Regions from separate parts of the Homo sapiens genome. Here region 1 is linked to region 2. The links are chromatin loops, found by intact Hi-C in ENCODE. Cell type or tissue: chondrocyte. All regions are shown on one strand. Each heading gives the region's core, and the rest is flanking DNA. Links, peaks and the distances in the headings are about the cores only. Region 1 has its middle 98 kb from the start of LINC02421. Region 2 overlaps LOC105369812 (a long non-coding RNA gene).

Region 1 (2,918 bases), core at 153-2,652, 390 kb before region 2:
TGCCTGTGGACACATAGCTCAAACATGGCAGATCCAGGATTCTATGTACATCTCTCTGAATTTAAAATCCACACTCTTGACCACCTAACAATACTGTCTTTCACCAAGAAGAACTGGAGCATGCTGTAGTACAGAAAGAAATGATGGACTGAGAAGTCATCATATGGGCCTACATCTGCAATGGAGGGTGGGAGAACAGTGGGCTTTAATGCACACTGAAAATGGATGCCTAATGCCTGCATACACTTATCAGAAGCCTCTTGTTGGCTTCTTGGCAACCTCTCAGCTGCTGAGCAGAGAAGAAGAAAGTGGCTCCTGGCAGATGGTGGCCAAGATGAGAATACAAGTGAAGTAACTCCTGGACTTCCCAGAACAATTAGGGAGAGATTCAAAGGTAACTGAAATTCTTGTAGGGGAAACTGGGGGCAAACTAAAGCAAATTCTGTTTGGTTACTGTTTTTAACTCCAGGCTGGGTAGGCCTAGGGAAGCAGGATATGCAACGAACCCCACAAATCAGGATTTTGCTTATGATAAAACAAGGCAAATGGCCCCCTGCTTTCATCTTTTGATGCTCTTTAATTTTAGCTAGTGACTTCTGAAAGAATAAAAACAACTCTGAACTGCTCTATTTTCTTCCCTCCAAGCTTGCTTGGAACAGGACACGTTTCTGCTTTTTTCTCCCTAACTTCATTTATTATTCAAAAACTATTGCTAAGTATAGGCCTTTTACCCAATCAAAAAGTTCTAGATCCTCTATCCTATTGGGCCGCCCACTCTGTCTAAGAGACAGTGAGCAAGGTACTGGGGTATTCCAAGATGACTAAGCCACGGTTCCCTGCTCTGACTCACTTTCATTCTTACGGAGGGAGAGAGATCAGTGTATCACTAACCACACACAAGACAAAATAAGACAGATCTACACGGAGGCAAAGTAACAAAATGCACAGGGTGCTTTAGGCAACAAGTGGCATTCTTGCATGGGGGCTTTGCCTGTCTTCTGGCGTATGTTTTGGTAGGTGTTATTTCACACTATTCTTCCCGGCCTTCCCACTCTGCTCCTGCAGTGATGTCATACTCCCTGGGCTGTCTCTACAGTCACTTTCTTTTTCCCTTTCTAAGTAAATCCTGTCTCAGACACCCACTGAAATCTCTAAGATCCTTCTCAGAACCACCTTCAAATCAAGCTACTAACAGCATGTTCTTGCCAACCATTACTCTCTAAGTCCATCTGTCTTCCTGTCTGCTCAGACGAGTCAAAAAGTATTTCTAGATCTTTAACAATCTTTAAGCCACATGGGGAAAATGCATTTAAACTCGCTAATAAGACCACAGACTAAGGGCAAAGCACTAAGATCGAATTTTATGTACCCAATTACTGCCTTAGATGTCAACCATTCAACAGGGGGTTCTTAATAAGCTATGTAAAAGAGAGTCTTTGAAATGGTTTGGCCTTTTCTCTTTCCTTTATTAGCTAGAGTCTATCCTACTCCACCGAATGAGCAGCTATAAAATGCAGAAGAGAGCAGCGGCAACAAGGAAAAGGCTTCATGATAGCAGGGGCTGGTCTGTGTTACTCACTGCTGTATATACACTGCTTAACGCATAGTGCTACTAAATATTTGCTGAAAGACAGGAGAAAGACAGATTGAATTACACACTGGACTTGACTTGTACCGGATGAACTCTGAGGTGCCTTCTCACTGAGATTTTGTGACCTAGTAAGAGTGAGAACTTAAGTTTGAAAACAATTTACATTAAACTCATCAAATTGTATTGTTTCCTAACCCATGTTCTCAGTATAACAAATTGCTAAACAGTGTTAAGGCCAATATTGGGATCAAATAAGGGAGAATAGAATCCAGGCAATGGAAAGAATTTCAAAAGACCATTTATTTTATCCCCAGTTGGCAACTAAACCATCCCAAAAAAGGATGTAGAATGATCTAATGGGAAGAGTGCAGGCTCTGGAGTCAAAGCTGGGTTTGAATTCCTATTCTGCCACTCACTAGTTGCATGACTTTGGACAAGTTAATATCTTTGAGTCTCTGTTTTCTCTTTTATAAAATACAGGCCATAAGAAAATATCTTGGGGTGTTTGTGTGCCTTGCACAGGCTGCCATAGAGGGACCTCAGAAATGGGTCGGTTCCGTTTCTCCAGAAAGCTGTATGCACATAGTGAAATATTTTTTAAAGTTGTGTCTCAGCTTCCTTTAGGTATCAGCATCTTTCAAATTTCCTGAGCCTTATAATTTTACAAATTCTGGAATTCTGCTGAAATAAAAGGCCTTTTACTTTTTGTTTTTAATGTTTTACTTACTATTTGTTGGACTATCAGTTGAAAAATATCACTGCTTCTGAATCCTCATTTGTACAATAACCCTTCACAAATTTCAAGATCATTATCAAGTCCCTTGTGTGCCTGTTGTTTCCCAGCCCTCACTTTGCTTCATTTTTGAGAGGTTTTAAAGAAAAGAATTCTTTTAAACACTTAGTGTATCATTAGGTCTTAACCTGCTTGAAGACAGGCCCTTGTTTTCACTCTGGCGAAGCAGAACCTAAAACATTAATAGGAATTCTAACTATGGAAGATACATATCAAAGCCAGAGGAAAACAAAGTATTATCTCCTTCTACTAAATGAAGGTTAAACTCCTTCCAAAGACTAAGTTTAAAATAGTTGTTATGCAGCCAGTCAGCATGCAAGGTGACTGGAGATAGAGGAATCTTGGCCCCAGACGGGAAGTGTTTAAAAATGGACAGAGGGTTCTGGGGTAAACTCCTCCAGACCAGAGACTGAGTCTTAATCCACAGCGATTCCCTGGGACCAGACTCATGTCTGGCACCCTTTATTGGCTAGAAATCTCTGTTAAGCAGAATTGAAATAGTTGTTATGTCTAGAAACATAATAAGACTATACA
Region 2 (2,918 bases), core at 97-2,596:
ATCTTACATGGCAGAAGGCAAGAGAGAGAGTAGAGGAAAATACCACTTTTAAACCATCAGATCTCGTGAGAACTCCTTCACTTTCACGAGTAAAGCAAGGGGGAGACCGCCCCCGTGATCCAAACACCTTCCACCAGGTTCCTCCCCCAACACGTGGGGATTACAATTCGAGATGAGATTTGGGTGGGGACAGAATCAAACCACAGCACTGTGTATTTCAACTACTTCCAGAGATGATGGGCACATAAGGAGTAAAGAATAGAGGGGGGGACAATTTCCTCCACGTGTCTGGAAGAACTTTCACAAAAACATACTCATGGGTCGTTCTACTCCAAGAAGACGGATAGCTCTTAACACATAGTAAATAACTTTTCTATCTGAAGTCTGCTTCTCTTTCTCCAATGTAATTGATTTGTAAAGGGGTTTTGCCCCACCCCCCACTCTCCTTGATTAAGTTCATCCGTGAACACCAGGAGGCTGGTCTGCTCACCCCTACACAGGTGTCCTTTCTATTTTGTTTTTTGAGACGAAGTCTCAGCTCACTGCAACCTCCGCCTCCCGAGTTCAAGTGATTCTCCCACTTCAGCCTCCCCAGTAGCTGGGATTACAGGTGCACACCACCATGCCTGGCTAATTTTTTTGTATTTTTAGTAGAAACAGGATTTCGCCATGTTGGCCAGGCTGGTCTCGAACTCCTGACCTCAGGTGATCCACCTGCCTTGGCCTCCCAAAGTGCTGGGATTACAGGCATGAGCCACCATACCCGGCCCAGGTATCCTTTCTTAGATGGGCATTACATCAGTCCCACTATCAGTCCCCAAACTAAGGTCAGTGTCTTAAGACTTGAAAGTCAATATGACTATTAGTACTACTTAAGGGGAATAATTGTGTGCTACTTTTGGCTTCAGTAAGTATTGTAGGCATATCACAGCAAAGGCTTTAGAGGCTTAGAGAGAAATCGAGATAATTGAGCAAAGGTGGTGACTTAAAACCAGCTCTACAATCTGTGTTATTCTCTTCGCTGGAGAGAACCCTGCAAAAAGGGGCAGTTAGGAGTGAAGCAGATAGCCTATGTTCTTGAACCTGTGAGCACTCACTGGTGACATGGTTTGGAGAGTAGAAAACTGGCCTATGCGTCTGGACACCCAGCCGCTGTCAACTTCAGCAAAGCAAAGTTTGGCTTCCCAGCAAGCTAAGGAGGCCTTTTCGCCCTTGCACTTGATGTTCCCTTAACACGGAATGCTCTGTCCCAGACCTGTCTATGGCTGGCTCCTCCTTCTTCTCGGGTCTAATCTCAAATGCGACTTCCCCAGAGAGGCCTTCCCAGATAGTCCCCTCCCTGGTCATTCTCTATCATGTCGTTGTATTTCACTCATGGCACTCATCACCATCCAAAGCTGTCTTTCCATGTACTTGTTTATTTGATTATTCACTGTGTCCTTTTGCTCCATAGATAGATAAGATTCATAAAAGCAGGGCCCCTGACTCTCTTGTTTGCTACTTTATTACAAGCACTTCAAATAATGTCTGGCACATAGTAGGACCTCTATCACTGTGTACTGGATGTACGAACAAATGAATGAATGAATGAGTAGCCTGAATATGGGGCTCAAGATGGCAGTGAGAAAAGTGCTGTCCCATCATGAATAGGGTAGGTTTTATCTCCTGAAGAGGATATGTGCATTTTCTAAAGGAAAGGAGGTAGGGAACAAGGAAGATATCTGTATCATCGGAAAAGATCTTTTATTCCCATATTGAAGCACCAACACGTCCTCCCCAACATGCATTTCTGCATGTGGGTGACATGCCAGAAGGCAGGCAGGGAGGGGCAGGCATTAAAGAACTAACAAACTCACCAAGTTATCACTGTGGTTTTAAAGTGGGGTGATTAAAAAAAACAAATGTTGGTGAGGATGTGGAGAAAAGGAAATCCTAGTGTGCTGTTGGTAGGAATGTAAACTGGTATAGCCCTTATGGAAAATTGGATGGAGGTTTCTCAAAAATCTAAAAATAGAACCACCATATGATCAGGAAATGAAATTGGTAACTCAAAGAGATATCTGCACTCCCATGTTCATTGTGGCATTATCTACAATAACCAAGATACCGAATCAACCTAAGTGTCCAAAACAGATGAATGGATAAAGAAAATGTGGTATTTATACACAGCGGAATTTGATTTAGCTTTTAAAAAGAAGGAAACCCTGTCATTTATGACAACATGGACGGACCTGGAAGACATTATTTATTTAAATGAAACAAGCCAAACTCAGAAAGAAAAATACTGTATAATTGCACTTATATGTGGAATCTAAAAATAGTCACACTCATAGAAGCAGAGACATAGTGGTTACCACGGGCTGGGGGGAGGGAGACATGCGGAGGTGTTGGTCAAAGGATATACAATTTCAGTTATGAAAGATGAATAAGTTCTGGAGATCTACTCTGCAACATAGTGCCTACAGCTAACAATATGGTATTGTATACTTGAAATTTTCTAAGAGAGTAGATCTTATATTGAGTGTTCTTACCACAATATAATAATAATAACAAACGGATGGGAGGGAACTTTGAGAGATGATTATTTATGTCTACAGGTTTGATGGTTTTATGAGTGGACACTTATCCCCAGACTCACTGAGTTGTTTACATTAAATATGTACATGTTTTACATGTTAATCATACCACAATAAAATGTAATAGATTAGACAGATAGATAGATAAGCAGGGTGCTTACATACAGCTCACAAAAGGCAGAGAATGGCTTTGTCTTGCCGTTTGAGTGCAGTGAGAGAATATAATTAAAGTGACCAAAAATCCCTGGGAATTTATTCAATTCTTTTGAACAATGACCATCCTTGGGAAGGGAAGTCCCATCCATATCAGGAAGGGGACACCAGCAAGCTTAATCATCTTGC

What was found. Hi-C counts contacts between places; a loop is a spot of excess contacts. Peaks named below come from ENCODE experiments on the same cell type or tissue, not always from the same donor. Only the 100,000 strongest peaks of a DNase experiment are listed, where the experiment ranks them.
Region 1: it touches region 2 in a loop (2.0-fold over the local background); 3 of 110 quality-filtered maps call a loop at or near these places.

Annotation. Positions count from the first base shown.
Region 1 is chr12:67,826,177-67,829,094 of GRCh38, reverse strand. No RefSeq gene overlaps it. Among named protein-coding and RNA genes, the nearest start is that of LINC02421, 98 kb to the right of the region's middle. RefSeq lists an enhancer at 162-1,361. In chondrocyte, for the core only: no CTCF peak of the experiment used is centred there; no DNase peak of the experiment used is centred there.
Region 2 is chr12:67,436,178-67,439,095 of GRCh38, reverse strand. All of the region lies in intron 3 of LOC105369812 (a long non-coding RNA gene), which reads right to left. Among named protein-coding and RNA genes, the nearest start is that of LINC02420, 4.9 kb to the left of the region's middle. In chondrocyte, for the core only: no CTCF peak of the experiment used is centred there; no DNase peak of the experiment used is centred there.